4 separate regions of the Homo sapiens genome follow, and regions 2, 3 and 4 are each linked to region 1. Evidence: chromatin loops called from intact Hi-C (ENCODE). Cell type or tissue: CD4-positive, alpha-beta T cell. All regions are shown on one strand. Region 1 has its middle 7.0 kb from the start of SMARCC1. Region 2 overlaps SCAP (SREBF chaperone). Region 3 holds the start of TMIE (transmembrane inner ear). Region 4 has its middle 9.0 kb from the start of ELP6.

Region 1 (8,000 bases):
GCTGCAGTTTGATACAGATTTGTATTACACAGGTGTCTCCATACCAACTTATGGAATGATATGCAAGAGTTGTGGATTTTACTGCATGTAAATTTTACCTCAAAAGAAAAGAACTCTAGGAGCTGGCCATGGTGGCTGAGTCAGGAGGATCGCTTGAGCCCAGGATTTCAAGTCCAGCTTGGCCAGTGTGGCAAGATCCGTATCTAAAATTAAAGCATCAGGCCAGTGCAATGGCTCATGCCTGTAATCCCAGCACTTTGGGAGGCCAAGGAGGGTGTATCAATTGAGGTCAGGAGGTGGAGACCAGCCTAGACAACATGGAAAAACCCCATCTCTACAAAAAAGGTTACCTGCATGTGGTGGCACATGCCTGTAGTCCCAGCTCCTTAGGAGGCTGAGGCAGGAGAATTGCTTGAACCCAGGAGGCAGAGGTTATAGTGAGCTGAGATCATACCACTGCACTCCAGCCTGGGGACAGAAGGAGACTCTGTCTCAGGAAAAAAAAAAAAAAAAAAAAAAATCAGAAACTGCATGACCATTTACCAGCCATTACAGACATTAGCTTTCTCAGTTTATGGTAAGTTTACCAAAAAGGTTTCTCAAAAACATAGGAAAGGCCAGGTGCGGTGGCCCATGCCTGTAATCCCAGCACTTTGGGAGGCTTAGGTGGGTGGATCATCTTAGGTCAGGAGTTCGAGACCAGCCTGGCCAACATGGTGAAACCCCACCTCTACTAAAAATACAAAATTAGCTGGGCCTGGTGGCACATGCCTGTAATCCCCAGCTACTTGGGAGGCTGAGGCAGGAGAATTGCTTGAACCTGCGAGGCAGAGGTTGTAGTGAGCTGAGATCGTGCCATTGCATTCCAGCCTGGGAAACAAAAGCGAAACTTCATCTCAAAAAAGAGGGAAAAAAAAAAAAAAAAGGCTGGGTGCAGTGGCTCATACCTATAATCCCAGCACTTTGGGAGGCCGAGACGGGCGGATCATGAGGTCAAGAGATCGAGACTATCCAGGCCAATGTGGTGAAACCCTGTCTCTACTAAAAATATAAAAATTAGCTGGGCGTGGTGGCGCGCGCCTGTAGTCCCAGCTACTTGGGAGGCTGGGGCAGGAGAATTGCTTGAACCCGGGAGGCGGAGGTTGCAGTGAGCCAAGTTCGCACCACTGTACTCCAGCCTGGCAACAGAGTAAGACTCCATCTCAAAAAAAAAAAAAAAAAAGGAAAACATAACAAAGACTAGGCTTAGCAAACGTTTTCTGCAAAGGTCCCGATGCTCTCCGTTGGAACTACTCAACTCTGCCATGAAAGTTCAAAAGCAGCCACAGATAATATGTACATGAATGAACATGGATGGGTTCCAATAAAACTTTATTTACAAAAAGAGTTGGCAAAAAGGGCATGGTGGCTCATCCCTATAATCCCAGCACTCTCGGAGGTTTAGGCAGGAGGATCACTTGAGACCATGAGTTTGAGACCAGCCTGGGCACCATAGTGAAACCCTGTCTCTACAAATAATTTTTTAAGAATTAGCCGGCTGGGCGTGGTGGCTCATGCCTGTAATCCCAGCACTTTGGGAGGCCAAGGCGGGCGGACCACCTGAGGTCGGGAGTTCGAGACCAACTTGACCTACATGGTGAAACCCCGTCTCTACTAAAAATACAAAAATTAGCCGGGCGCAGTGGTGGGTGCCTGTAATCCCAGCTACTCGGGAGGCTGAGACATGAGAATAGCTTGAACCCGGGAGGCGGAGGTTGCAGTGAGCCGAGATCGTGCCATTGCACTCTAGCCTGTGCAACAGAGCGAGACTCCGTCTCAAAAACAACAACAAAATAAAAAAATAAAAATAAAAAGAATTAGCCAGGCATGGCCGGGTGCGGTGGCTCACTCCTGTAATCCCAGCACTTTGGGAGGCTGAGGCGGGCGCATCACGAGGTCATGAGATCGAGACCATCCTGGCTAACATGGTGAAACCCCGTCTCTACTAAAAATACAAAAAATTAGCTGGGCATGGTGGCGGGCACCTGTAGTCCCAGCTACTTGGGAGGCTGAGGCAGGAGGATGGCGTGGACCCAGGAGGTGGAGCTTGCAGTGAGCCGAGATCGCGCCACTGCACTCCAGCCTGGGCAACAGAGCAAGACTCCGTCTCAAAAAAAAAAAAACATTAGCCAGGCATGGTGGTACATGCTTGTGGTCCCAGTTACCTGGGAGGTTGAAGTGGGAGGATTGCCTGAGCCCTGGAAGTTGAGGCTGCAATGAGCTATGATTACACCACTGCACCCCAGCCTGGGCTGCCAAGTGAGACCTTGTTTCCAAAAAAAAAAAAAAAAAGTCAGCCGGACACAGTGGCTCGTGCCTGTAATCCCAGCACTTTGGGAGGCCGAGGCAGGTGGATCACTTGAGGTCAGGAGTTCAAGACCAGCCTGGCCAACATGGCCAAACCTCGTGTAATAAAAATACAAAAATTAGCTGGGTGTGGTGGTGCAGGCCTGTAGTCCCAGCTACCTGGGAGGCTGAGGCGGGAGAATCGCTTGAACCCAGGAGGTGGAGGTTGCAGTGAGCCGAGATCACACCACTGCACTCCAGCCTAGGTGATAGAGCGAGAATCTGTCTCAAAAAAAAATTCCTCACTGCCACCTCTACTTCCTAGGATCAAGCAATTCTCGTGACACAGCCTTCACATAGCTAAGATCACAAGTGTGTACCACCATGACTGGCTACTTTTTGTACTTTTACTAGAGATGGGGTTCGAGACCAGCCTGTCTCAAAAAAAAGAAAAATTAGTGGAGCATTGTGGTGGGCTTGAAGAATTGAGAATCACTTGAACCGGGGAGAGGAAGGTTACAGTGAGCTAAGATCGTACCACTACACTTCAGCCTGGGTGACAGAGTGCGACTCCATCTCAAATAATAATAATAATAATAATAATAAGAATAATAATAATGGCAAAATAAAAACATATAGGCCAGGCGCAGTGGCTCACGCCTGTAATCCCACCACTCTGGGAGGTTAAGGCAGGTGGATCACGACATCAGGAGTTCGAGACCAGACTGACCAACATGGTGAAACCCCGTCTCTACTAAAAATACAAAAAAATTAGCCGGGTGTGGTGGCGTGTGCCTGTAATCTCAGCTGCTCAGGAGACTGAGGCAGGAGAATCACTTTAACCCTGGAGGTGGAGGTTGCAGTGAGCCGAGATCGCACCAGTGCACTCTAGCCTGCGCTACAGAGAGAGACTCCTTCTGAAAAAAAAAAAAAAAAAAAAAGATGAACACTAATTAATCTTTGACAAATTAATGATGCGTGTTTAATTTTGGTGAACCACTAAGAGTAGAGCCATACTAGTAGAGTTAAAGAGAGGGACAGAGTAGTAGAGTTAAAAATAAAGGACAATAAAAGAGTGGGAAAGAACTAAAGCGACGCCAGGCGCTGTGGCTCACGCCTGTAATCCCAGCACTTTGGGAGGCTGAGGCAGGCAGATCACCTGAGGTCAGGAGTTCGAGACTAGCCTGACCAACATGGAGAAACGCCATCTCTACTAAAAATACAAAATTAGCCGGGCGTCGCGGTGCATGCCTGTAGTCTCAGGTACTCGCGAGACTGAGGCAGGAGAATCACTTGAACCCAGGAGGTGGAGGTTGCAGTGAGCCGAGATCACACCATTGCACTCCAGCCTGGGCAACAAGAGCAAAACTCTGTCTCTAAATAAATAAATAAATACAAAATTACCCGGGCGTGGTGGCGCATGCCTATAATCCCAGCTACTTGGGAGACTGAGGCAAGAGAATCGCTTGAACCCGGGAAGCGGAGGTTGCAGTGAGTCAAGATGGCGCCACGCCTGTAATCCCAGCACTTTGGGAGGCCTAGGCGGACGGATCAGGAAGTCACGACATGGCGACCATCCTGGCTAACACGGTGAAACCCCGTCTCTACTAAAAAATACAAAAAATTAGCCGGGAGTGGTGGCAGGTTCCTGTAGTCCCAGCTACTCAGGAGGCTGAGGCAGGAGAATGGAGTGAACCCGGGAGGCAGAGCTTGCAGTGAGCCGAGATCGCGCCACTGCACTCCAGCCTGGGCGACAGAGCGAGACTCCGTCTCAAAAAAAAAACAAAAACAAAAACAAAAAAACGGCTGGGTGTGGTGGCCAACATTGTGAAACCCAGCCTCTACTAAAAATACAAAAATTAGCCGGGCGTGGTGACACATGCCTGTAATCTCAGCTACTCAGAAGGCTGAGGCAGGAGAATCACTTGAATCCGGGAGGCGGAGGTTGCAGCGAGCCAGGATTACGCCACTGCACTCCAGCCTGGCAACAAAGGGAGACTCCATCTCAAAAAAGAAAAAAAAAAAAAGAAAGAAACAGGTTGGTGATTGGCTGACATTATGACAGAAGTAATGGAGCCCTGTGGGGAAATTAATACGCTGCTGACCTCTAGTGCCTAGTAGAAAAATTACATTTTCCGGCCGGGCCCGTTGGCTTATGCTTGTAGTCCCAGCACTTTGGGAGGCCGAGGCGGGCGGATCACGAGGTCAGGAGATCGAGACCATCCTGGATAACACGGTGAAACCCCGTCTCTACTAAAAATACAAAAAAAATTAGCCGGGCCTGGTGGCGGGCGCCTGTAGTCCCAGCTACTCAGGAGGCTGAGGCAGGAGAATGGCGTGAACCCGGTAGGCGGAGCTTGCAGTGAGCCGAGATCTCTCCACTGCACTCAAGCTGGGCGACAGAGCGAGACTCCATCTCAAAAAAAAAAACAAAAAAGAGAAAAATTACATTTTCCACTCAAAGACCCAATGTGAAAGGGACTGGCTTACTTGTCACTGGTTTATGTGTTGTGAGCAGAATAAGCACCCATGTTTAAACCTTGTTTGTCCATTATGATAATAGATATGTTTTGATGCATTGCTGTCATAAACTTTTTTTTTTGTTTACCATGTTTTTTCTTTTTCTTTTTCTTTTTTATTTTTTTTTCCACCATGTTGGCCAGGCTTGTCCGGAACTCCTGACCTCAAGTGATCCACCCACCTCGGCCTCCCATAGTGCTGGGATTATAGGCGTGAGCCACCACGTCCAGCCTCTACTCTTTTTTTTTTTTTTTTTTTTTTTGAGTCTTGCTGTGTCACCCAGGCTGGAGTGCAGTGGTGTGATCTCGGCTCACTGCAACCTCCGCCTCCCGGTTTCAAGTGATTCTCCTGCCTCAGCCTCCAGAGTAGCTGGGATTACAGGCATGTGCCACCATGCTGGGCTAATTTTTGTATTGTTAGTAGACACGGGGTTTCACCATGTTGGTCAGGCTGGTCTGGAACTCCTGATCTCATGATCCGCCCGCCTCGGCCTCCCAAAGCTGGGATTACAGGCATGAGTCACCGTGCCCGGGCACCTCAATTCTTTTTCTTTTTTTTTTTTTTGAGACGGAGCCTCGCTCTGCTGCCCAGGCTGGAATGCAGTGGTACAATCTCGGTTCACTGCAAGCTCCGCCTCCCGGGTTCACGCCATTCTCCTGCCTCTGTCACCGAGGCTGGAGTGCAGTGGCTCACTGCAAGCTCCGCCTCCCGGGTTCACGCCATTCTCCTGCCTCAGCCTCCCGAGTAGCTGGGACTACAGGCGCCCGCCACCATGCCCGGCTAATTTTTTGTATTTTTAGTAGAGACAGGGTTTCACCGTGTTAGCCAAGATGGTCTCGATCTCCTGACCTCGTGATCCGCCCACCTTGGCCTCCCAAAGTGCTGGGATTATAGGCGTGAGCTACCACGCCCAGCCTGTTCTTTTTTTTTTTTTTTTTTTTTTTGAGACGGAGTCTCGCTCTGTCACTCAGGCTGGAGTGCAGTGGCACGATCGCGGCTCACTGCAAGCTCCGCCTCCTGGGCTCACGCCATTCTCCTGCCTCAGCCTCCGGAGTAGCTGGGACTACAGGCGCCGGTCACCATGCCCGGCTAATTTTTTTGTGTTTTTAGTAGAGACGGGGTTTCACCATGTTAGCCAGGATGGTCTTTTTGTTTGTTTGTTTGTTTTTGAGATGGAGTCTCGCTGTGTCGCCCAGGCTGGAGTGCAGTGGCGCAATCTCGGCTCACTGCAAGCTCCGCCTCCCGCGTTCACGCCATTCTCCTGCCTCAGCCTCCCGAGTAGCTGGGACTACAGGCGCCCGCCACCAAGCCCGGCTACTTTTTGTATTTTTAGTAGAGGCGGGGTTTCACTGTGTTAGCCAGGATGGTCTCGACCTCCTGACCTCATGATCTGCCCGCCTCTGCCTCCCAAAGTGCTGGGATTACAGGCATGAGCCACCGTGCCCAGCCCAGCCTATTCTTTTAATAGTTACACTGGGCCAGGTGCAGTGGCTCATGCCGGTAATCCCAGCACTTTGGGAGACTGAGATGTGTGGATCACTTGAGGTCAGGCGTTCGGGACCTGCCTGGCCAACATGGTGAAGCCCCGTCTCTGCAAAAAATACAAAAATTAGCCAGACGTGCTGGCGGGCTCCTGTAATCCCAGCTACTCGGGGGGCTGAGGCAGGAGAATCACTACAACCTTGGAAGCGGAGGTTGCAGTGAGCCACAATCGCGCCACTGCACTCCAGCGGGGCAACAGAGCCAGACTCCGTCTCAAAAAAAAAAAAAAAAGTTACACTGATATTTGTTTTATACACAAAATTTTAATACAATTTTCTCTAACAAAATCCTGAATTATTGAGTGTCTTTAGTTTCCTCCTAAATAAGACCTGATTCTTCCTCCTGAATCACAAGCAGGCATGATTGCCCTAAGGGTTGATTCTATTTCCGTTGCCAGAAATATAGTTACAAAATGGGATCCAGTTGTGGCCAGTGAAGCATGAAGAGACTCTAGAGATTTTATGAGAACTGCTGAAGCCCTCTTGCAAGAAACCCGAGGATAAGGCCTACTCGAATGATGGAAAGCAGTTCATGTTAATGACACAGTGAGCCACTGAATCAATCTACCACGAGTTGTGTCCTACCTACCTAAGGGCTTCCTATTATATGAGATAATACATTTCCTTGTACTTTAAGCCAGTTTTTTTGTTTTTTGTTTTTGTTTGTTTTGCTTTGTTTTTTTGTTTGTTTTTTGTTTTGTGAGATTTTGTCCTGCTCTGTCACCCAGGCTGTAGTGCAATGGCACGATCTCAGCACACTGCAATCTCTGCCTCCCGGGTTCAAGCGATTCTCTTGCCTCAGCCTCAGTAGCTGGGATTACAGGCATGCACCACCATGCCCGGCTAATTTTTGTATTTTTAGTAGAGACGAAGTTTCACCATGAACTCCTGACCTCAGGTGATCAACCCGCCTCGGCCTCCCAAAGGGCTGGGATTACAGGTGTGAGCCACTGCACCCAGTCAATTAAGCCAGTTTTGAGTCAGGTTTTCTGTTCCTTGTTGCCTAAAGCATTCCAACAGACATATTCTCTTTTATTTTTACCTAAGATTTTAGTTCCATCTTTTATTTTTGCACAAAAAGTTATTTGAATAGTAAGTAGTAAATTGAAATTTTGCAATATATTTTACTAATATCAGTGAATGGTGCTGTTTATTATATCCTATTCCTTTCTACTTGATTAATTTTTCTTCCTGCAAAGAATATTCTTTTTTCTTTCTTTCTTTCTTTTTTTTTTTTTTTTTTTGAGACGGAGTCTTGCTGTGTCACCCAGGCTGGAGTGCAGTGCAGTGGCACGATGTTGGCTCACTGCAACCTCCACCTCCTGGGGTCAAGCCATTCTGCTGCCTCATCCTCCTGAGTAGGTGAGACTACAGGCGCCCACCACCACGCCCGGCTAATTTTTTGTATTTTTAGTAGAGACGGGGTTTCACCATGTTGGCCAGGCTGGGCTTGAACTGAGCTCAGGCAATCCACCTGCCTTGGCCTCCCAGAGTGCTGGGATTACAAGCATGAGCCACCAAGCCTGGCTGCAAAGTATATTCTTTAGTGGAACCATCTCTTATGTATTATATAACCAAAAATCTCTCTCTTTTTCCCACTCTAGAAAAATAGTT
Region 2 (8,000 bases), 370 kb before region 1:
GCCTCCCAAGTAGCTGGGACTACAGGCGCCCGCCACTACGCCCGGCTAATTTTTTGTATTTTTAGTAGAGACGGGGTTTCACCGTTTTAGCCGGGATGGTCTCGATCTCCTGACCTCGTGATCCGCCCGCCTCGGCCTCCCAAAGTGCTGGGATTACAGGCGTGAGCCACCGCGCCCGGCCACCCCTAACGCTTTTAATTGTTACCTTCCCATCCAAGTGGACTGCCCTCTGCTCACAGGTGTGGAGCTGGGCACCAAGAAGGTCAATCGAATCATACAGTACAGCAGTTGAAGAGAACCAGAACTCAAGACTCAAGAGAGTATGGCCTAGCCAACAAAGGCTGGGGACATCTGGGGCTGAGGCAGGCCACGCTCACCTTTTGTCCAAGAACACCAGAGCGGTAATGCCTGAGGAGACCTCCTCGCTGCTGCAGCACAGCACCCCTTCAATGGCGTCCCACACCTACGAGTCCAGAGGCTGTGAGCACCTGCCAGCCAGAAAGGCCCACAATCCCCGGGGCGGACAGCCGCTCTGCCCACCTTTAGCCCCTCTGCCCACCTCCAGCCGGCCGCTGCTCCGCCCCACCACGATGAGGTTGCCCTGCAGCTCCAAGCTCCAGATGGAACCCTCGGCACTGGGGGCCCAGGCGAGGGAAGGGGAGCCTTTCTCGGGGGAGCCACCCTCGTCCTCAGGGGCCTGGGACAGCACCGGCCCAGGCGAGGGTGGGCGCAGGGCTGGTGTGCAGACGGCCGCCAGCCCCTCCTCCTGGTACACCCGCTGCACCAGGCAGCTGAAGTCATAGCCTGGGGAGTCCCGAGAGCGGCCACAGACCGCCCGGTGCCGGGGCTCGGGCTGAGTGGGCTGTGAGGACCGAGGCTGCGCTGAAAAGTTGGTGTCAATTAAGCAGGTGAGGTCAGGCTGGTCCCCGAAGAGGGAAGGCGGCGGAGGGCCCCGGGGGCGGTGTCTCAGGGGAGGGCTGTCCCCAGGCTCCTCTGGACCAGCCTTCCCACCATCTGAAAGTCGTTCCCAGCTCTCCTGAGCCTCAAGCCCGCTGCCCACGCCACTGTCCCGGCGCTGCCTGCTGGGGGCCAGGAGGGCGGAGTGAGAGGGGGCACGGGGGAGGGGGGTGAGAGGGGGCGGGGGACGGGGGTGAGAGGGGGCGTGGGAGTGAGAAGGGGCAAGGGAAAAGGGGGTGGGGGGAGAGGGTGGTGCGGGGTGGGGAGAGGGGGGTACGGGGTGGTGGGAGGGGGTGCGGGGGTGGGGGGAGAGGGGGCCTGGAGGGGTTGGGGGATACCTCGGAGGAAGAAAGGAGGGGAGATACGTGGCGGCGGGGGGTGGGGTGAGGGGGGTTGTGGGGGCACAAAGGAGGAAAGGGCAGCCGCACCTACCCTGGGCGCGGAATGCGCGTTAGGCAATCCCCGGTCTGCGCGTCCCACACGCAGACGTGGCCTGCCAGGCAGCAGCTCACCAGCAGCATGCCGTCGCTGGCCAGGCACTCGATGTCCTGCAGAAGCCCGGTGTTGGTATGGGCCAGGCTCCGGCCCTCCCCTACCCGGCCACTGTGCCCCTGCTCACCATGAGGTGGCCGCGCAGCACAAGCGGCACGATCTCCGTCTCGGGTGGCGCATAGCCGTAGTCGTCGCAGGGCAGCTCCCCGCGCCTCCGCCGCCCGGGCCCACCACCCAGCTGCCCGTAGTTGCGCGGGCATAGCACGCGGTAGAGGCAGAGCAGCAGCAGCACCAAGACGATGCCGGTGGCCAGGCCCAGCGCCGCCACCCTGCACGGGAGGGCGGACTGCTGTGAGACACACCTCACAGCCTGTCCCCTCCCCTCCTCCCTCTCCCCTACTCTTGCCTACCCGTCCCCCTCCCCGCACTCTTTCCCACCCCACCCCACCCAGCAGCCTTACTTGTACAGCGTGACGTCTCCATGGGCCTGCACCCCACCTGGGCCCTTGGGTCCTGCTTCCCAGTGCCCAGCAGGTATGGGCCCCGGTGGGGGCCAGGCACTGCGGCCGTCCTGAGGGTGCCGGCCCTCCAGAGCCTCCCTCGGGTTCAGGCGGAGCGTGACTGGGATGACGGGCAGCAGGCTGATGTACCTGGATTCGGACAGTGGGCAGCCTCAGCGGGGGGCCTCCCAGGGCTTCCTCCTGCTGTGCTCGCCAGCCAGTCCTCTCCCTCCTCCCCAGGCAGGCCTCAGCTCCACCGGCCAGACTCTCCCAGCATGGGGGGTTGGGGACAGAGGTAGGTCCCTCCCCAGCCCAGCTTAGCAGCCAACTTGCTGTCCCAGATACCAGCACCCAAACAGCCCTGGTGGCCGTGTGGGGTATCTCCCTCCCCACTCCTGGCACAGGTGGGTGGGTCTCATTCTGGTGAGGGCTGGCAGCCACCAGTGACTCCTCAGAGCAACCTGGGACTCCTCTCTTGGGTTATAGCTGCCTAAACCACCAGTTCCCACCTCACAACCTTATGAACTGTTTTAATTATTTGCATAATTCAAACCTGTGGGCCTCCTGCATTGGGGAAAGGGGATGGTGAGTTGACACCATCGAGTGAGGTGGCACCTGGCACGGCCCAGCTCACCTCTTGGCCAGTGTGATGTTGTAATAGCTGAAGAGCGTCGGCCAGTGGCGGAAGGACAATTTCCTCCAAAGTTCCTCATCCTCAGGCCCCCAGGTTACCTCTGGGACTGGGCTGTCATGGACAACCTCTGCTGGACCTCCACGCTCAGGTGACTCGCCTGGCGACGTCTGGTTCTCAGGTAGCTTAGGGGCATCAGGTGGGAAGATGGAGAAGGCAGGGTCCGGGTGGCTGGGGGGCAGCATGCCACTAGGCACGGGCATGGGAGCCAGGGCTCCCTCACCCAATGGGCTCTGTTCCGTCACCTGGGCAGCGAGGTAGTTGCGCAGCCCTGCTGGGTCTGTGTATACCAGGATGCCAATCCAGACAACGGTGCCAGCCTGCAGTGGGGCAGGGGGTACTCAGTGGGAGGAATGGGCCCCAACCCCCAGCAGCTTCAGCCCTCATGCTGAGAGGAAGCAGCACAGGGACCTCAGGCCTGGGGATGGAGAGAGGACACAGGCCCCACTGCGTCCTTTTCTCCTGCCTCTCCAAGTCCTCCTGCTAACACCTGCCAACACTTGCTGCTGGAGGGGCCTGCTTGCCTTTCCACAGTTAGGGGCTGAGTTTCTTGGCCTGGAAATACACTGAAGCACCCTGAGGTTTGACACAGAATGTCCCCACCCCTAAGCTCCACCTCAGCTGGAGCCAGAAAGCTGCTACCATTCCTACGGTCAGAGGGCCAGCAACCTGACCTGCTCCAGAGTCCCCCAGAGGTCCTAGTCCCAGGGGGCCTCAGCCTTCCTCCCATCTCAGTTCAGCTCCCTGGAAGAGGCACTGCTGCCCCAAGGCCAGCCCAGCCCGGCTGGTGAATGATTTTGCCCAGCACTTTCCAGTGTCTGCACACCATGCAGCGGCCGATGAACCCGACCCAGGGCAATGTGGTGGCCACAAGTGGGTCCATCCCAGAGCACTCAACTAACAGGCTCCTGTCCTGGGCCACTCTGGGGAGAGGATGGCTCCTGTACCTGAGAACCCTGGAGCTGCTTCTCCCACAGGCTTATCTCCTCAGAAGCCACTAGGGTCTGGGCAGGGAGGACACAACGGGCAACTCCCCAGAGCCAGGCTTCCAGGGGCCACCAGGGCCTGAGGAATACCCTTTGCCACTCTAAGGCCAAGTGCAGCACCACAAGGGGCCTGGAGCACCGGCCCTCCAGAAGAGGGCAGGGCAGGGCAGGGGTGGCAGGTACCATGATGAGGCGCTGTGCCAGGCGGGTGCGGGCCAGGAAGTAGACAACACGCAGCCTCTTGGGGAGCCGCAGGTTTCGGAAGGAAGACGGCTGCAACGTGATGGTGTGGGGTGTGGACGGCCTCACAGCCAGCTGCCGCTCGTAGCGCGTTGGCTGTCCCACTGGCTTGGCTGAGGGCAGGCAGGCCTCAGGGGGCAGTCGCTTGTTCAGGTCTGCTAGCTGTTGGGGGCACAGTGGTCAGGGCCTGAGTCCACCATCCAGAGGCTGCTCGCACAGGACCGCTGTCCTGCCCGAGGTCTACACCCTTCTCACCCAGGACTCCCTCAGTACAGCCAGGGCTGAGGAGGCGGGCAGGGCAGGGCTCAGCCCACTCCTACCTCCATCCGGCGAATGTCAATGGACAGGACAGTGGTGAAAAACAGCATCTGAAGGAAGAAGTCAGACACCAGCCCCACGACAGCAAAGAGACAGAACTCCTGGAATCAGAGCACATGGGGATGGGGGGGTGCCGTGACCTCACTGTCCCAGCCCAAGAGGAGCAGTACCCGGACTGCAGCCACCTCATAACCGGCAGGGCAGCAGCAGGCAGGGCACAGCAGAGATGAGAGATGCTGGTTGGTCCTCAGCTCACATACCAGCAGCAGCTCACCCCGTCTCCACCAGGGGGCAGAAGAAACCCTCACACTTTCTTCAGAAAGGGCTGAAAGGGAAGGGGAAGTACCTTCCCTGAATCTTCCGGTCCCTCTAGAGGGGACTGAAGGCCTGATCCAACCCGGAAACCTCTAAGCCCCACCAGCCTGCTCCCCAAAAAGTCCTTCCCCACTGAGCCCCCGCCCTGCTCATGCATCACCAACCCAGCTAGAGCCCAGGCCTGATTCAGGGGCTCTCAGAAAGGTTCCCAGCCAGCAACTGCCCCGGAACAATGAAGAGAGAGAGAGAGGGATTAATTCTCTAAAACTGAAAAAGGGTGAGCTCTCTGCTCCCCAAGCTCTGTCAGCAGACAAAATTTTCTGAGATGTCGGTGTTGAGACCTCTAGCACATCACCACAGTGCTACTCCGATCTGGGGTAAGACCATGGAGTGCAGATAGTGGCACAGTGGTTGTCTCAGCTCTAACGTCCCAAGACTGTACCCTATCCTGCAGATACTACTGTTTTTCCAGGAGAAGCAGCCCACAGCCCATCTGTTCTCTGCTCACCCCCATCCCTCAGCTGGCCTGCCAGCCCTGGGGGAAAGACGGGCGAGAAAAGATGGCATCCTCCCCTTCCTGCAACTCCTTCTGGAATGGCTGGCATCAGTCTGGGGTTCCAGCTCAGTGCAGGGCCACCTCCACCTCTGCTCACAGCCCACAGCTGAGTGAGGGCACTTTGCCAAGAGCAGGGTCACTCTGGGCAATGGGTGGTGGCCCTCCCACTGGTCAGGCCAGGCAAGGCCATGCGTCTGGCGACTGCGGCACAGGCCAGGGCCAAGGGAGGAGACCGGAGGAAGGGTCTAGGAACCCCACGGTGCTTCTCCCTCAAAAATGGGAAACAGGTGTGACAAACTGCACAGCCAGTCCCCAGCTCCTGCCATGCCCTTGCAGCCTCCTCCTGCCACTTGGCTGAAAGGGAAGCAGGCAGGGAGGGGTAGGAAGACAGGGTCAAGGGCAGAGTCTGCCTGGCTAGGTGCTCAATCTGGGAACCCAGCCAGGGTTTGCTGAGCACTTCTGAGCCAGGCATGCCAGGGGCCATCTGGGTGCTGTAGTGATCTGCTTGCCAGGCAAAGAGGTCCCACCTCAGAAGCAAGGATGCCTGTGCTGAAGAGGGGAGCACCCTGCCCATGGCTGCACAGCTGGGGAGCACAGCAGTTGCTTCCATGCTCATCCAGGTGGCAGGCCTTGGGGCCTTACCTGGATGGCGGGCACTAGGGTGAAGTAGCCGATGAGGATGATGCCCAGCTCCGTGGCCATGTTCTTCATGATGGACCAGCTCTCGCTGCTTAGGCCTGCAGAGGGCAGCAACAGGGCACAGGGCAACACATGGCCACTCTGCGACATGACTCACACAACCTCATGGGCCTCGGAGTGGCAGAGGCATGGCAAGGCCCCCCAGCCCTTTGAAGGAGCCATTCCACCAAAGCACCCCAACCCTCAGGGTCCTGCTAATGCCCAGACTTTAAGGGGCCATCACCACCACACAGCTGCTACGGGGAACGGGTGTTCACAGCCTGGAGGGTGCAGAGGAGAGCTATAATCATCAAAAGAGGGAAGAAGCAGAGTGTGGAGATGAGAAAATCCACAAGGAAAGCCAAGTGCCACCCACAACAACCACATCCAACCTCCGCATGTGGTTCTTGTCTGGTCTGCACGGGCCAGCATGACAGTGTGCCCATCAACCACATGGCAGAAGCACTCGGCGGGTAGAGGACCTGGCTGCGTTCTTCCTCAAGCCCCTTCCTGTAGTGAGCCCTGATCCCACGCTATCACACTGTCGCATGTCTAAGGCTCTGTGCTCTTACTGGGTAAGGACAATTTCGCCCCATCTCTTCCTAACTCCATATCCAGCACAGGGCCTGGCTTATCACAGAGGCTCACAGAGGTCTGGATGAATGGACGGCTGCCTACAGCCCCATTCCTCACAGACATGGGGTGACGAGGAAGAAGAGGCTCAAGTGACCAGGCCTCCAAGGCCAGGCTCTCCCTTTTCTCATTTTCCCTAGAACCCCAGATCCCCAGTTTCTACCAGCAGGGCCAGAGGGAGCTTTTCTGGCAGCCGTGAAGGCAGCGTCTCTGAAATGGCCAGCCCCCGGGGCTTGGGCCTAGTGTGCTGGAGTGAGGCAGTAAGAGAAAATACTAGGCGCTAAACTCCCCAGACAGAAAGCCACCACCAAACACAAGCCCCACCCACACTGAAGTGCAGTGGTGTGATCACGGCTCACTGCAGCTTTGACCTCCCAGGCTCAAGCAATCCTCCCACCTCAGCCTCTTGAGTAGGTGGGACCACAGGTGCATGCCAATATGCCCTGCTAATTTTTCTATCTTTTGTAGACATGGGGTTTCACCATGTTGCCCAGGCTGGTCTTGAACTCCTGGGCTCAAGTGATCCACCTGCCTCAGCCTCCCAAAGTGCTGGGATTACAGGTGTGAGCCATGGCACCCAGCCTGGTTTACTTTCTTACTGACACATGAACCAGGACGAAGTACAGTCCAATGGCCCCATGGCTCCCCAGGGCACACACTCAAGAGCTGCCAGGGCCCAGTGGCCCACTGCATATTATGCCGGAGGCAAGAGCAAGGGACATTTCAAGGGCTCTGTTTGCTCACAGAGCGTTAACAGCAAGAGGAACAGGCCCCATTCCAGCCCCTCCTGCAGCCCTCTGCCCAACTCTCCCACTGCGTTACCTTGGGCGATCCGCAGCTTCACCTCCAGGTCTACCGGGGTTGAGACCACAGACTTGGTGAGCACCAACACATTCTCTAACCCAATAACCACCACAAGGTAGGGGAAAATCTCGCTGGGGACAGAGAAGGAGAAGGTGAGGACAGTGTTGTGGTGGTTCCCAACAGACTGGGGCCCTCAGGAAGGCTGTGGGGTTTCCAGCCTGTCATGGGGGCTGCTGAGTGACTCCCACAGGTGCTGGGCAGAAACCCTCCCTTGTCCACCTCACCCAACAAGACCTGCATCTACACAGCACTCAGCTTTCAGGCAGGCTCCAGAGCCTTGCAGAGGGGCCAGCAGCCATCCTGTCTCTAGCCATCCAGCACAGGAGGGCTGGAAGAGGCCCCTCAGGGAGAGCTGTGCAGCGCCACTGCTAGACCACACTTCTGCTGGCCCTTCCCAGGAGAAGACTGCTGGCTAAAGACAATGACTGCTGCCAAGACCCACACCAGTAACTCTGGGTGGACCCATCACAGCTAAATGCAAGGAGATGAAACCATCCTGAAGGCCCACTCACCTTTGTTGAGAAGCTGTGTGTGGAGAAGAACGACTGTTCCTACACAAAGCTCTACCAGCTATCTGAGCCCACTGTCCCACACTCCCCGCAGCAAACCCTAAGAAAGTCTATGTGCGAGGAACGCCAGCCAAGTTATACCTTGCAGGACCTCTGCTTTGGAGCCGAAGGAAGGGAGGGCCCTGTGAAGGGTATGGCAGACGGTATGGGGGAGGGTGGTGTTTAACAGTGTCAAGCTCAGGAAAGGGAGCAGGTATCTAA
Region 3 (8,000 bases), 1.1 Mb before region 1:
TTCAGCCCCCACCCAGGTCTCTACATCTCCTCAGAACCTCCCTCTGTCCCTCAGTTGTCAAGGCTCAACATGGGGTCAGGGCCAGAGTGCAGTGTGGGTCAACTTCAGCATGAGGTCAGGGTCCTGGCTTAGACTGAAGTCAGAGTCAGTGTTCAGGCTGGGGCAGAGATTGAGGGCAGCCAGGGTCAGAAAATGGTCCTCCAGCCCTTCCAGGGACAGCCCACTTCTGTCCTGTGGGGCTGAAGATGCTGGCTTCTTCTGGAACCCTCCATAACACTGCCGGCTGGCAGCTCTGACCATACCATCCCCTGCTCTCCAGCTCTGGTGTCCAGGGTGACCAGAGCCGCCTCTGGGCAGGAAGCCAAGCCAGAAAGCCCAGGACATCCCTGAGCGCCTGTCACCATGGCAACCTGCCCGCTCTGCCCCCCCCCCAAACTCAAATCCAGTATATTTTTCAAATCCAGCATGACAGAATGGGAAGGGCCTCCTAGATCAGCAGATTCCAGTCCCACCCCCTTGTCCCAGATGGAGAAACTGAGGCCCATTTGCAGAAGGGAGGGGGACCTGTTGATTAGGGACCTGGCCCCAGCCTGTCCTCCCTCCCGCCCACCCCCACCTCAGTGTCCCTGGGGATGCGGAAGGTGGGGGCAGGGAGGGGGAGCCTGCGGCCCGATCTCCCGGGAAGGAGGGGGCGGGCCCTCCACCGCAGCGATGGCGGGGGCGGGCGGCGCGGGAACCTGACACCGAGGATGAATAAATGATGCTCGCTGACTACCCGTGGCCAAAGCCCGTGGCCACCGAGCGCCGGCTGGCAGGGGCAGTGACCGGCGGCCGGCCCGTTCGTCCCTGGGCTCCGCAAGCGGCGCGGTGGCACGAAGATGGCGGGGTGGCCGGGCGCGGGTCCCCTCTGCGTGCTGGGCGGCGCCGCACTCGGGGTGTGCCTCGCGGGGGTTGCCGGGCAGCTGGTGGAGGTGAGGCCGCGGCACGGAGGGACTGGGGAGGCTGTCACCCTCCAGGCAGGGGGCTGGGGGAGAGGGGACGCCTTTTTGATCCGGAGCTTGTTTGATCCCTTACTCTTGCCCTGAGAGATCCAGTCTCCCGGGCGATGCAGCCCTGCCCCAAGCCCTGCCAGGCTGTGAGAGAGACTCAGCCCCACTCTTAGGGTCCCTGGTCTGATGGAAGGGCACAGTACCCGATTTCTGGAACATTAGTCTGACGGGGGAGACTCACCTTGACCTTAGGGATTCCCAGCCTGACTTGGGGACACAGCCCTGCCCAGACTGATGGGGGATACTGGGCCCCCATCCTCCAGCCTTTGGTCTCACTGGCAGGGAGGTGCACAGCCCTGGGTTTCCTGGACCTCTAGTCTGATGGAACAGACCCTGAATTTAGGGTCTTCTGGAGGCAACAGCCTCTATCTCCAGAGATGTTCCAGGGACCCCTGTCTAATGGAGGGGGAGACATAGCCTTAAGATGGAGACGAGGGCATTCCAAGTTGGAGGGTGGGGGCAGCAGGATGAGGAGACCCTTTACAGAGAAGCTATGTGGAGCACTAGGTCCAGAGGGGCAGGCAGGGCAGGACCTAGGGACTGGGAAGTCTGACTTGGTCCTGGTGATAACCGGGAGCTTTAGAAGGTTTCTGCTCAGGGACAAGTCATGATGAGTTCTGGTTTGGAAGGAGGGTAAATTGGGAGCAGGCACACAGTGGGAGAGGTGGGAGGAGCTGCTGAGATAGCACAGAAGCTGGGGGAGAGCCCTGGTGGAGAGCCTGGCTGGGGCCAGGAAGGGTGGGGCCATCTGTAGCCTCCCTAACCCCCTTGTACCCCACTCCTGCGGAGCCTGAAAGGGGAGCCAACGAGGGAGCTGGCAGACCAGACCTAGAGTTCTGAATTGTGAGGCCAGAGGGAGAAGGCCCAGGAGCCAGGGCCAGGGAGGAGCAGGGGATGGAGGCTGTGCAGGCAGGGGCGGACCAGAGGGAGCAGGAAAACAGAAATGCAAGAGGCAGTGAGAGGTGCCCAGGGAAGTCCTGAGGGGTGGGGGCTTGGGGACAGTGTGGGATAGAGAGGACAGAGCCATGGGGAAGTTGTTATGGGGGGACACAGCCCTGAACTGGAGGGTTTGATGGGGACATAGGGACAGAGCCCTGGACCCAGATGTAGCCTGTCCCTGCTGTTGCCCAGAGGGCATGACCACAAGGCTGGGCTAGAGTCAGGTGTCAGCTCCAGTGTCCCTGTAAGGGGAGCTATGCTGGCTTGAGCCCTGTGAGGCGTACTTGGGCCCCTCACAGGCTGCCCTGAGGCCTGGGTACAGAAACTGAGCTGGCCTAGGTGCAGACAGAAAGCTGGGGGTGGGGGTTAAGTCAGTTCTCAGCCAAGGACTCTTCTCCCTCACCCCCAGGAACTCATCTTTTCCCAGTTCTAGGGAAATTGCATTTGGAGGCCATCTGCCTGACATCTGCCTACAGTCTGAGCAAGGCCTTAGCTCTTCCCTCACGGAAGCACCAAAGACATGGGCAGGGCTGGGGGCCATGTCACCACCCACCTTAGCCCTGTGTGGGTCACCATCACCCTCCATCAGCCCGTGAGGCTCTGAAGGAGGTGGGGACCTCCATGCTCCAGAAATCAGACCCCAGCAGGGCCCAACATGAGGAGAAGACCAGCTGTCATCTGCTGCCGTCCACCCAAGACCCCTATCAGTAAGAGTAGGCCCAGCTCCACCCACATCAGGGCTGGGGCAAGAATGTGTAGGAAGTGAGCTGCCTTGGCTCAGAACCTGAGAACTTTGCCATGGCCCTCAGAGTCTTCCAGTCATACAACCAGCCGGGCCAACACATTGAGCCTTAGAATTAGGGCAGCTGCCACCATCAGGGCCCTAACCCTAATGGCACAGACATGTCCCTGACCACACCCACATGCATGCCAACCACACATGTGCCCAACCTCACACATGTTCCCCAACTTTATGTACATGTCTGACCCCACACATATATCCAGGGGAAAGTACTGAGGAATGGTGTCTTCTTGTCAATAGCTCACCCTGGCAGGGAGAAAAGAGCCTGAGAATCAGGTACCAATCCCAGCCCACAGATCCTCTGGGTTACCTGGGACAGGTTGCTGATCCTCTCTTGAGTTCTGCAACCCACGCTGAAGGGTGGCATTCACTAGATGAAGAAGCGCCTGGCTCATGACAGATGCCTAATCCATGTTTACGGACCTGGGGGAAGAAGGGCTGGATGGTCGAACTACAGGTTGCCTTTCTTCTCAGAGAACCAGAAGGGACTTCTCGTGTCTGTCCTTATTTAGTAATCAGTGCACAACATCTCGCTCATATGCCCCAGGGTTCTCTCTCCCTCAGAGGACAGACCCCTCTCCCTGTCCCTCAGCCACACTAAGTGACAGACATGGGGTCATATCCATCTCTGGTCAGGGACAGATCTTACTCAAATTCTACAGTGTGGGTCCATGTCCCTTCAGACCTAGGCAGGACTGTGTCCCCTAGACACCCAGGGTAGAGCTGTGTCCTCTAGACACCCAGGGCAGGACCGTGTCCCCTAGACACCCAGGGTGGACCATGTCCCTAGACACCCAGGGTGAAGCATATCCCCTAGACACCCAGGGCGGACCATGTCCCTAGACACCCAGGGTGGACCATGTCCCCTAGACACCCAGGGCAGGACCATGTCCCTAGACACCCAGGGCAGGACCATGTCCCTAGACACCCAGGGCAGGAACATGTCCCCTAGACACCCAAGGTGGACCATGTCCCTAGACACTCAGGGTGGACTATGTCCCCTAGAGACCCAGGGTGGACCATGTCGCCTAGACACCCAGGGCAGGACCATGTCCCCTAGACACCCAGGGCAGGACCATGTCCCTAGATGCCCAGGGCAGGACCGTGTCCCCTAGACGCCCAGGGCAGGACCGTGTCCCCTAGACGCCCAGGGCAGGACCATGTCCCCTAGACGCCCAGGGCAGGATCATGTCCCTAGACACCCAGGGTGGACCATGTCCCCTAGACACCCAGGGTGGACCATGTCCCCTAGACACCCAGGGCCAGGGTCATGTCCCTAGACACCCAGGGTGAAGCACGTCCACTAGACACCCAGGGTGGACCATGTCCCCTAGACACCCAGGGCAGGACCATGTCCCCTAGACACCCAGGGCCAGGGTCATGTCCCTAGACACCCAGGGTGAAGCATGTCCCCTAGACACCCAGGGTGGACCATGTCCCCTAGACACCCAGGGTGGACCATGTCCCCTAGACACCCAGGGCCAGGGTCATGTCCCTAGACAGCCAGGAGCAGGGTTGTCTCCCCTCAGACCTGGGCAGAACTATGTCCCCTAGACACCCAGGAGAAGGGCTGTGTCCTCTCAGACCTGGGGCTGGGCCATGTCCCTTAGATATCCAGGATGAGGCCATGTCCTCTCAGAACTGGGGCAGGACTGTGTCCTCTAGACCCTGGGGCAGTGTCCTATCCCCTCAGTCCCCCAGGGCAGGGTCATGTCCACCTGGAAAGTGGGAGTGTCTGGCTGTGCTCTATTCAGGCTTGCTACAGCCGCACTTCTGCCTTTTGGCCTCCAGGTGTCGCCACAGCACTGCAGACCTTTTATTTATCCAGTGCCTGTCCTGTGGACACTCTGGGAGAGTCTTCTGTTCAGAGTGACTCCTAGTAGGGTAGGCGACCAAAGGAGGCCACCTGGCAGGGGTCCAGGCCAGCTGGCAGAACTATGTGGCCCAGACTCCTAGCTCCACACCCCACCCTCACTGGGGAGATGTGAGAGCAAAGCCAGTTAGCCAGCACCCCCCAGGCCTCGCCTTGTCTCTGGCCTTGGTCCTGAGACCCCATCTGCCTGGGTGGAGCCCAGGACTGGAGTAGGAGGGTGTGTTCATAGGGGCCTTGAACCTGGCCAGGACAAGCCATCCACATTTGCTCCTCCAGGCCTTGGTTTCCCCAAGCATCAACCACCCTCCCACTTCAAGTACCTGGCTCTGCTCAGTTCTCTTGCTCTAAATCTGGAACTTTCCAAGGTCTAGGGTGTTGGTAGTGCATGCTTAAGAGAGTTGATTCTAGGAGATTCTGATATGCTTGGGCTGAGTGTTTGCTGAGACCTGGGCCCTTCTCAGCTGGTTCCAGCCAGCTGGCCTCTGCCTAACTCACTCCCCTCTCTCCTGACCCACAGCCCAGCACGGCCCCACCCAAGCCCAAGCCGCCTCCGCTGACCAAGGAGACAGTGGTGTTCTGGGACATGCGCCTGTGGCACGTGGTGGGCATCTTTTCGCTCTTCGTGTTGTCCATCAGTGAGTAGCTGTTCCCTTCCCTCTCCACCACACTGCAGTGGGAACACAGCACCCCCTGCCCCCCAGAGGGCTCAGAGCAGCAATTCCGGGCAGTGCAAGTAGGCCAGGCACCCGCAGGAGACCCGCGGTGGTTTCTGGCACCTCCTGATCCACACAAACTCCCCGTGGAGGGCTGACAGGCCGGTGGTGACCTGAAGTATTCTGCAGGACCCAGGGAGGTAGCCACATGGCAATTATGGTAATTACAGGGAACTCCACTGAACCAAGGACTGGGACGAGGACGTGTCATTTTTCCCTATGGCTGGCCTCCTGATGCTTTTCCTGCAGTTTGGCCAGCTTAAAGGCCCACACCCAGGGGCCCCAGCAAGGCCATCCTCCACTAGAGGCTCCCCAGACACCCAGCAGATGTGGCTCCCAGGCTTCAATCCCTGCCTTGTCAAATACCATTTTCCGGGAGTGACTCACACCCGCCTCAATTAAAAGCAGGAAACCCATTCCTCTCCTGGGCTCTGGGAGCTTCTTGATGCAAAGTCGCAGCAGAAATGGGCTTGGCCGGCTCCCCTTAGCCCTCCCCTCAGAATGGAGGTCTGGAGTTGGGGAAGGGGACAGAAAGGCACAGGAGACAGAGGCCAAGTGGGGAGGCTGCCATGGCACAAAGCAGTCTGACAGAGGTTCCCACGAGGCAAAAGCAGAGTGGGGGGGAATGTAGGAGGTAAAGGGAGAAGCAGCCCACTCCCCTGCAAAGGCATCACAGAGGAGGGTCCTCTGAGGAGGAGGGTCCTCTGAGCTGCAGACCGGTGGGAGGGTAGGTGGGGTTTTGCAGGAGGGAAGGCTGGAAAGGCATTCCGGGAGAGGGGATGTGAGCAGAGGCTGGAGGAAATGCAGCCTCACGCAGGGTCTCAGATGAACCCAACTGGACATTTGCTGAGTGCACCCTGGGTGGGGAGGCAAAAGCTGCACTTCGTCCCAGCCGGAGCTGTCCCGGGATGAGGTGCCCCAGAGAGCTGGGTGGCCCACAGAGAGCCCACCCAGATGTGAGGGGCTCCAAGGAAGACGTGACATCTGATTTGCACGTGCTTCTCCTGGCACCAGAAGTGCTGTCCCAAGAGAAAATATCTGCCCTGCAGAAAATCCCCGCCCCCCATCTGAGCAAGAGCCTGTGCTTTGTTCCCAGCCGAGGCTGAGAACCAGTCAGGCATCTTTGTGGAGGCCCCACAGACAGATAGGTGTGCCTGCAGCCTCAGCCAGGTGTCCAGAGAGGGAAACAGCCCGCTGCAGGGCTCGGGGGTCATCTGCCCTACAGGAGCCACAGGCACAGCCTAGGATGCAGGTCTACGGAGCAGCAGGGAGAGCACTGTGGGCCTCAAGACACAACAAAGGTGCCTGGGGCCACATGAGAAAATTGCAGTGTCAGACCCCAAGCGGCACTTGGACATCAACCACACAGACCATCTCTAACCCCATTTCCTAGAAAGGGTAAAGGATAGTCCCAAGACACCTGAGCAGCAGGCAGCACTTGTTACCTTCCATTGCCGGATCTAGGCAGTGGGGGCAACACAGCTCCCTCTCCTGGGGGGAAACATTTTTCCTGCTTCCCAGTCTGCCTGGGCTGTTATTGGAGCATCACCCCCAAAGCCCTGCAGGAAAAGGGGCTGGGGCTAGATGGGGTGCCCCTGGAGGTCTCCTCCAGCCCCAGGGACTTATATCCCAAGCCCCTGCCTGGGCCCTGGAACTTGACCCAAAGCTCTTTGCATCTCCCCTTCTTTGAAGAGAAGCAAACAGGCCAGGCTGTGCGGGGCAGGCCTGAAGTGAGGGGTGGTGTTTGAGCCCGGCTCTGGCTGCCGTCAGTGGCCCACTGAGCTCCTTAGGAAGCCCCAGCCTCCCGGGGCCTGGGACCAGCCTGCATGGAGCCTGAGTGGGCATAGTCCCAAGGAGGTTCCTGGTGGGGTGGCTAGAAGAGGTGGCCTAAGCCGGGAGGGTTAGGATTGGGTACCAACTTCGAGTCTCAGGCATGAACACAGGTTCTGGAGAAATCCAGGACCCAGCTTCTTGGATAAGGCCTGCTGTCTGCTCAGGTCCACCCCTGGACAGTCGGATCTATAGCTGGGGCCCTTGTGCAGCACCCTCCTCCAAGTGTATGCCTGGATGCTATTGGCTCCCCAATTCATTCACTCTAGTCCAGTCCTGTTCCCAACAGCAAAGGCTTTGAGATCATCCCATTCATTCATTCATTGATTTTTTTCTTTTATTCTGAGCCTGGGTGAGACCTAGTAGGACCACAATATTTGTCTGAAGGGGTTCTGACTTGGTTGCATAAAATGACCCCAGAAGGTACTCCAGTCCAGGCTACATAGATCTGATCCATCTTCCCCAAAATAGACCTGGTTAATCCTCCGTGGGCCCTTCTGCCCCCAGGAGTCTGCCAGGAAGTTATGTCTGGTCATCTGATTTATAATAGGAACCAGCTCCATCCCCTCCTCTAGGGCTGGGGCCAAGGTGGTCAGGCTGTGGGGGCCTTAGGAAAATAAACTCAGTCCAGCCAGGTCCTGGCAGCCCTAACCTGCCCTACCCATCCCTAGACAGGCCAGCTCCATGACCTGGCCCAACTGGCGTGGGTGCAGCTGCCCTCAGCCGGAAAACCACTCCTGAAATAACTCCGTCTGAGGTGAATGCCTCAGGGCAGGGTCTGTGCCCTCTCATGG
Region 4 (8,000 bases), 270 kb before region 1:
TCTCGATCTCCTGACCTCGTGATCCGCCCGCCTCGGCCTCCCAAAGTGCTGAGATTACAGGTGTGAGCCACCGCGTCTGGCCTTAGCTCTGTCTTTTCAACTCAAGGAGTATTCCAGGGCCAGGCGTGGTAGCTCACACCTGTAATCCCAGCACTCTGGGAGGCCGAGGCGGGTGGATCACAAGGTCAGGAGATCAAGACCCTTCTGGCTAACACGGTGAAACCCTGTCTCTACTAAAAATACAAAAAAATTAGCTGGGCATAGTGGCGGGCGCCTGTAGTCCCAGCTACTCGGGAGGCTGAGGCAGGAGAATGGCGTGAACCCGGGAGGTGGAGCTTGCAGTGAGCCGAGATCGCGCCACTGCACTCTAGCCTGGGCAACAGAGCGAGACTCCGCCTCAAAAAAAAAAAAAAAAAAGACGAAAAATACAGCATGCGGGCATGGTGGTGCACACCTGTAGTCCCAGCTACTTGGGAGGCTGAGGTGGGAGGATTACATGAGCCTGGGAGGCTGAGGCTACAGTGAGCTGTGATTGCACCACTGCACTCCAGCCTGGGCAACAAAGCGAGACTCAGTCTCAAAAAAAAAAAAAAAAAAAAAAAAAAAAAGGAGTATTCTAGGCTCCACCTTAGTTTCTCCTTACTGTCTGGAAATTCTTTCAAGGTAGTGTGAACGTAGACGATCCTAGGTTCATCACATTATTTTCCCATCTCTCATGGATTATGTCCTTTGCTGGGAATGGAAGTCTGTGGATTATCTTTTTGTCGTTGTTCTATTTTGCTTTGATTATCTTTTGAGATCCAAAGTTAAGAACATATTCCTTTACTGTTTGAGCTTATTGAGTTTTTAAAAAAAGGTCTTTCTTACCCCAAATATCATAAAGATATTCTCTTATATTTTCTTGAAAAGTTATAAAGTATTTCTTTTCACATTTAAGTCTTTAATCTACCTGCAATTGATTTTTGTGTTTGGTGTGAAGGAATACAGATCAATTTTAGAATAGCATGTTGCATTTAACTTTGCTGGTAAGTTGATTGGTATTATGTTTTATCTTTTTTTTTCCTTTTTTTTCTTCCATTTCTTTCTTCTTATTACTTTTTGGTTCTAGTCTAATCCATATATATTGAATCTTAGATATAGTTGAGGATAATCAATATATTTTTAATATACAATATTGATTCTTCCTATATTTATTCATTCTTGTTTTGATAGTGATGAATTAGTTCTACTTATTTTCCCATTAGAAAGATGCCCTCATTGGCCAGGCGCGGTGGCTCACGCCTGTAATCCCAGCAGGTTGGGAGGCCAAGGCGGGTGACTCACTTGAGGCCAGGAGTTCAAGACCAGCCTGGGCAACATGGTGAAACCTTGTATCTACTAAAAATACAAAAATCAGCCAGGCAGGCTGGGCGCGGTGGCTCACGCCTGTAATCCCAGCACTTTGGGAGGCCGAGGCGGGCAGATCACGAGGTCAGGAGATCGAGACCATCCTGGCTAACACGGTGAAACCCCATCTTTACTAAAAATACAAAAAATTAGCCGGGCACGGTGGTTGGCGCCTGTAGTCCCAGCTACTCCGGAGGCTGAGGCAGGAGAATGGCGTGAACCCAGGAGGTGGAGCTTGCAGTGAGCCGAGATCGCACCACTGCACTCCTGCCTGGGCAAAAGAGCGAGACTCCGTCTCAAAAAAAAAAAAAAAATCAGCCAGGCATGGTGGTGCATGCCTGTAGTCTCAGCTACTCAGGTGGCTGAGGTGGGAGGATGGCTTGAGCCCAGGAGACAGGGGCTTGCAGTGAGCCAAGATTGTACCATTATGCTCCAGCCTGGGCAACAGAGCAAGACTGCCTAAAAACAAAACAAAACAAAAAACGATGCCCTCATGAACATACTAAACCATGTCTCTTGGTGAACATATGCAAGAGTTTCTCTAGTATCTGGAGTGGAATTGTTGGGTTATAGGCAGCGTTGAATTTATCATAAAGCTAATAAAGCTAATCTACTGTTCATAATGTTGTATTCTTTTTGTCAAAGAGAACTCCCCTCCAATTGTATAAGCTTCAGGTCCTGGAATACTTGGATTTGCCCCCATTGTTGCTTATGCACATGTTGAACAGCATAGTGCAACTATGGAAAATTCAAACAGCTTCTCTGCAGGAAAGAATAGTGTTCAAAGGACTGGAGGAACAAAAGGGTGAAGGGGATTTTACATAGCAATTAGGAAGCTCCTACCTCCCCTGGCCTTGAGTGCTCTCCTCTGTATTGAAGTGGGCTGGAAGCTTGTAAACTAAATCTTCCAGACTGCTTTTCCAGCTGGTTTCTAATGCAGCTCTGTCAGGGAGACACTGGAAGGAGACTGGAAGGCAGGAAGAAGGAATTTTTCTGTTCATGATCACTCCCCTGGCAGGGTCAGCATCAGTAGTGGGTGACTGGGCTGCAGCAGGCAGCGACGGTCTCAGCAGAGGCAGCAGGGGTGAGCACAGGTGCCTGGGTTCCAGCAGCCACGAGGGCAGCCACACTTCCGATGGCTCTGCAGTTCCCATAGCTCCTTCTGTCCACAGTCCCCATCACGCCCTCAGTTCGCCATATATTCAGCTTCTTTTGGATCTACAGGCCTTCATCATCTGCATTTTCTTTCCATTAGCTCCATTTCCTTCCATCCCTAGCAGGAATCTATGAACTATCCTTGAACTCAGAGTTCTCTTGCAGGCACCCTCAACATCTTCATCTTGTTGGCCTCCTGGGAATGGCACCTGCTCTGCAGCTCCCCGTCCTGGATGCATCCTGTAGCCCCACTTCTCTTCCAGGTGCTGGTGACCCTCACTTCTAGAAAACAGCACGGGCCCTGCCAGCCCCAGTCCCCGCGCTGCTGCATGGACACTATGGCTCCCTGTGCCTCCCTGTCTCTCAGTTGATGACTTGCTGCCTCATCAATAGGTTGTTGTCTGACACCTCTATCATCTGTGACAAGAGGTTGTGTTTTTGTTTTGTTTTTTAATAATAGAGATAAGGGCCAGGTGTGGTGGCTCACACCTGTAATCCCAGCACTTGAGGAGGCTGAAGCAGGCGGATCACTTGAGGTCAGGAGTTCGAAACCAGCCTGGCCAACATGGTGAAACCCCGTCTCTACTAAAAATACAAAAATCAGCCAGGTGTGGTGGTGTGCGCCTGTAGTCCCAGCTACTCAAGAGGCTAAGACACGAGAATTGCTTGAACCTGGGGATTGAAGGTTGCAGTGAGCCAAAATCACGCCACTGCACTCCAGCCTGGGCAACAGAGCAAGACTTCATCTCAAAAAAAAAAAATAATAATAATAATAATAGTGATGGAGTTTTGCCATATTGCCCAGGCTGGTCTCGAACTCCTGGGCTCAAGCGATCCTCCCATCTCAGCCTCCCAAAGTGCTGAGATTACAGGTGTGAGCCACCACGCCCAGTCTAGAGAGTTTTCATACCACAAAGTTGAAGGTGAACCTGTAGAACCCATAAACTGTTGACAAAAGAAAAAAGCGGGAAGCAGCCTTGGGTTATCTCCAGCACACCCACCAGAGGGCAGCAGACACTGGCTAAAGCTCTTAGTCATAAGTCCTGAGTGCTGGAAACAGTTGCAATGGCCAGCACGTGGGCAGAGCTCACCGCAGACAGTCCTCAGAGGTCGGAATCTGCCGTGCATCTGGCAATCTCTCTGCTGCCCCTGCCCCAGCCTGCCCTTAGCTCATCTCTCTGGAGCCCAGTGGTAGTCTTCATGGGCTCTCCTGCTTCAGGCTGTCCTGACTTAAGGAATGTCCCCACTGCCCTCATCCCTTCACAGCTCCTCTGCAGATCAGAGTGCAAGCCAGAGTCCTACAGTGGCCTCACAGCCCTGGCTGCTTGGAATCCTTACCCGTTCCCCACTCACTGTGGCACCACCAGGCTCCGCGCTGTTATTCCAGGCCTCAGAGACGGGCACACTCAGGGGCCATGTGCTTCTGTTCCCTTTGTTTATGAGCTATTCCCCCAGGTGTCTGCAGAGCACGCTTCCTTGAACTCCTTCAGGCCTTCCCTGAGCACACCCTTGTAAGTACACACAGACGGCACCACCACATCCCTTTCAGCAGGACCCAGGGGAAGAGCAGTCACCAGACACCCTCCAGCTCTCTGTTCCTGCAGGGCCCAGCACGGCTGCATACAGCCTCACCTGAGGTCACACCCTTCCTAAGGCAGCCTTCATCTGGTGACTGAGCAAAGCAGGGGCTATAAAGAACTGGCCATTTCCATCTCATGTGAGACTCTGTCCGACTGTCTAACTTCTCCAAGACTTTGTTGGGTGCCCATCACTGTTCAAGTTCTCCTGCCCCATCCTGCTTCCGCCTCCTTCCTTCCACAGGTGTTGGCCTCATATTCCATCTCAGTAAATGCCTCTGAAGAGCCCACACCTGTAATTCTAGCACTTTGGGAGGTCGAGGCAGGAGGATCACTTGAGGCAAGGAGTTTGAGACCAGCCTGGGCAACATAGTGAGACACTATCTCTACAAAAAATTAAATTAGCTGAGCATGGTGGTGCACACCTGTGGTCCCAGATACTCAGGAGGCTGAGATTGGTGGATCACTTGAGACTAGGAAGTTGAGGCTGCCATGAGCCATGACTGCACCACTGCACTCCAGCTTGGGCAGCAGGACAAGAACCTGTCTCAAAATGAATAAATAAAAAGAAAGTTGTTCCAGTCACCTGTCTGGCATGTGTACAGCTCTGGGAGACACTCTGCTGGCTTTTCCCAGACGCCAGCCAGCTCCTCCACTTTGACAACTCTTGCCTGCCCAGGCCTCTCCTACTTCTGCCTCACTCCCAGCTGGGGTTTCCTTCCTCATAAAGGACCTCCACTCAGCTCAGCCTTTGGGGAAGCAAGGCTAAATACACTCTTTTGTCATCTTTTGTGACCCTCTTGCAAGCACATCTTTCTCCAGCTATACCATAGGTCCTTGTCTCATTCCTCACATTTTTTGGCACCTACTGTATCAGAGGTATTCTTCTAGATGCTAGGGATACATGACCTCAGGTTATCTGCCTGCCTCAGCCTCCCAAAGTGCTGGGATTACAGGAGTGAGCCACGGCACCTGGCCGCCAGTGCATGTTTTAGACCAGCCACTGAAGCCACAGCACTGGCTGCCTCAGAAGGGGTGGGGCAGGAGGCTGGGAGGGGCTAAACCAGGACTTGCAGTGGGGACGGGGAGAGGAGAAATGTTAAAAAAACTATCCAGGGCCAGGTGTGGTGGCTCATGCCTGTAATCCCAGCACTTCTGGAGGCCAAGGTGAGAGGATCACTTTAGCCCAGGAGTTCAAGGTTGAAGTGAGCTATGATCATGCCACTCCACTCCAGCCTGGGCAACAGAGAAAAACCCTGTCTCAAAAATAGAAACACAGGCTGGGCACAGTGGCTCACACCTGTAATCCCAGCACTTTGGGAGGCCAAGGTGGGCGGATCACCTGAGGTCAGTAATTTGAGACCAGCCTGGCCAACATGGTGAAACCCTGTCTCTACTAAAAATACAAAAATTAGCCAGGCATGGAGGCTGTAGTCCCAGCTGCTTGGGAGGCTGAGGCATGAGAATTGCTTGAACCTGGGAGGTGGAGGTTGCAGTGAGCCAAGATCACGCCACTGTACTCCAGCCTGGGCGACAGAGTGAGACTCAGTCTCAAAAAAATTAAATAATAATAATAATAATAAAGCCTCTGGAAATGGTCCTAAGTGCATTCAGAAAATGAGTAAATATTTATTCAAGTAAATCTACTAAAACTTGGTAGGACTAATCAAAGCTATGATATTTAAACCAACATGCATTCCTTCTTTCTCCTTCCCAGTTCAGTGAGATGGAAAGTCCACTCCAGACTGGTTCAGCCAAGAACAAAGGATTCCCTCTCCAACTAGCTCCCAGTTGGAGAACTGTCTTCCCAAGAGGGATAGAATGCCGGCATTTTCCACCCGGCTCCCAGCTACCGGTTGCGGAGGCTAAGCCCTATATGAGTATGGCCAAGATGGTAGCTCTGTTAGTGCACCTAGGCCTCAGGCAGGGAATAGAGACACTACATTGTGTGTGGTGCCACTGAAAATACCGGGGCCCTGATTGTCTTAATTCTGGCTCATAAGGCAGAGGCAAGCCAAGAAGACTACTTCCCTACTCTCCACAGAGTGACAATCTCTTACAGCAGGTGTGTCACTCAGCAAGAGATGGGCCATTGTCCCTGACCCCAGCTCCAGAGCTGTGGCTCAGAGATTTTTGCCTGGGTAAAGGGGAAGGCCGGGAGCTTCAGATTTTTTCCCAAACAAATTGACTTTGTTTGCAAGAATGTGGAGAAGTTCAAGCCTAATGGTGCTCTCAGAAACAATGGAGGTTCTGATTTTAAAAACAAATGCCATTAAGAGGAATTGAGAAAATAAATCAGAGATAGAAGCAAAACCATAAGTTGGCTAGTTTACTAGACAGGACCAAGGAAAGATACAGTTAAGAGCCATTCTGGAGTCACAAGTCTCAATCATTGACCTAAAGAGATATCCCTTCAGGCCAGGCACGGTGGCTCACACCTGTAGTCCCAGCACTTTGGGATGCAGAGGCGGGAGAATCACTGGAAGCCAGGAGTTCAAGACCAGCCTGGCCAACATGGCGAAACTCCATCTCTACTAAAAATATAAAAATTAGCCAGGTGTGGTGGCACACGTCTGTAATCTCAGCTACTTGGGTGGCTGAGGCAGGAGAATCACTTGAACCCAGGAGGCAGAGGTTGCAGTGAGCTGAGATCACACTACTGCACTCCAGCCTGGGGGACAGAGCGGGACTGCCTCAAAAAAAAAAAAAAAAAAGAAAAAGAAAAAAGAAAGAAAAAGAAAAAAAAAGAGAGAGAGAGAGATTCCTTCAAAAAAGCCCAGATTCAATTGGATTCCTCTGTAGAGCAATTTGTACCCCAAGGAATTGTTGAAAACAGTAGAGCAATCAGACAGCAATTAGCGGAGTGTAACAGCTGTATGTGGTCAGGGAATGAGATCAAGTCCTGCCAGAATCACTGCCATCCCAGGGTGACTGTGGGCATACCCAAGGCTGTGCCCTCTGGGGAGCAACATAAGAGGCTGCACACTATGGGTGGTGATCGGGATTGGGGTGGGGGCCGATGAGTGTAGACTTCACTAAATAATCCACTAGTCACCAAACAAATAAACAAAAACCAATAACAAGCCATGGAACAGAGAAACCAGTGCCCGAAGTTTTACAATATATCACCTAAAATGTCCAGTTTCCAATAACAAATTACATAGAAGACATGCAAAGAAACAGGAAGGTCTGACCCAAACCCCAGGGGAAAAAACAGGCAATAGAAACTACCTGTGAGAAAGCTCAGATGTCAGATTTAATGGAAAGACTTTAAAGCAATCATTATGAATATTTTCAAATAACTAGAGAAAACCATGATTAAAGAAGTAAAGGGGCTGGGCACTGTAGCTCACACCTGTAATCCCAGCACTCTGGAAGGCTGAGGTGGGAGGATCGCTTGAGCCCAGGAGTTCGAGACCAGCTTGGGCAACATAGTGAGACCCCGTCTCTACAAATAATTTAATAATCTAGTTGGGTGTGGTGGCATGTGCCCCTGGTCCCAGCTAGTTGGGAGGCTGAGGTGGGAAGATCACTTAAGCCTGGGCAGTCAAGGCTGCAGTGAGCTGAGATTGAGCCACTGCACTCCAGCCTGGATGATGATAGAGCAAGATCCCACCTCAAAAAAAAAAAAGAAGTAAAGGAAGGTGTGATGAAAATGTCCCATCAAATAGAGAATATCAGTTAATAGACACTGGGCATGGCGGCTCACGCCTGTAATCCCAGCACTTTGGGAGGCCAAGGTGGGTGGATCACTTGAGGTCAGGAGTTAGAGACCAGCCTGGCCAACATGGTGAAACCCCGTCTCTACTAAAAATACAAAAATTAGCCGGGCGAGGTGGCGCATGCCTGTAATCCCAGCTATGTGGGAGGCTGTGGCAGGAG

Evidence for each region. Peaks named below come from ENCODE experiments on the same cell type or tissue, not always from the same donor. Only the 100,000 strongest peaks of a DNase experiment are listed, where the experiment ranks them.
Region 2: a loop joins it to region 1, with 15 times the contacts of the local background. A loop is called at or near these places in 36 of 110 quality-filtered maps.
Region 3: a loop joins it to region 1, with 22 times the contacts of the local background. A loop is called at or near these places in 5 of 110 quality-filtered maps.
Region 4: it touches region 1 in a loop (10-fold over the local background); 105 of 110 quality-filtered maps call a loop at or near these places.

Annotation. Positions count from the first base shown.
Region 1 is chr3:47,784,856-47,792,855 of GRCh38, forward strand. No RefSeq gene overlaps it. Among named protein-coding and RNA genes, the nearest start is that of SMARCC1, 7.0 kb to the left of the region's middle. In CD4-positive, alpha-beta T cell, CTCF peaks have their summits at 4,433 (motif pointing left) and 4,653; DNase peaks (open chromatin) are centred at 3,866, 4,346 and 4,744; H3K4me3 peaks cover 1,201 bases; H3K27ac peaks cover 634 bases.
Region 2 is chr3:47,416,745-47,424,744 of GRCh38, forward strand. SCAP (SREBF chaperone) reads right to left here. Exons shown (of 23, transcript NM_012235.4): 9 at 7,189-7,301; 10 at 5,698-5,792; 11 at 4,187-4,285; 12 at 3,810-4,028; 13 at 2,584-2,960; 14 at 1,911-2,099; 15 at 1,577-1,778; 16 at 1,390-1,505; 17 at 560-1,082; 18 at 378-463. Among named protein-coding and RNA genes, the nearest start is that of PTPN23-DT, 39 kb to the left of the region's middle. RefSeq lists enhancers at 1-36, 4,768-4,817. In CD4-positive, alpha-beta T cell, a CTCF peak has its summit at 4,450 (motif pointing right); DNase peaks (open chromatin) are centred at 1,557, 3,707, 4,497, 5,817 and 1 weaker place; H3K27ac peaks cover 1,145 bases.
Region 3 is chr3:46,700,610-46,708,609 of GRCh38, forward strand. It overlaps TMIE (transmembrane inner ear), which reads left to right and starts at 783. Exons shown (of 4, transcript NM_147196.3): 1 at 783-971; 2 at 5,181-5,298. The coding sequence starts at 879. RefSeq lists an enhancer at 5,804-6,561. In CD4-positive, alpha-beta T cell, CTCF peaks have their summits at 4,583 (motif pointing right) and 4,782; DNase peaks (open chromatin) are centred at 951 and 4,582; H3K4me3 peaks cover 393 bases; H3K27me3 peaks cover 938 bases.
Region 4 is chr3:47,518,733-47,526,732 of GRCh38, forward strand. No RefSeq gene overlaps it. Among named protein-coding and RNA genes, the nearest start is that of ELP6, 9.0 kb to the left of the region's middle. RefSeq lists an enhancer at 3,704-3,893. In CD4-positive, alpha-beta T cell, a CTCF peak has its summit at 3,545 (motif pointing right); a DNase peak (open chromatin) is centred at 3,549.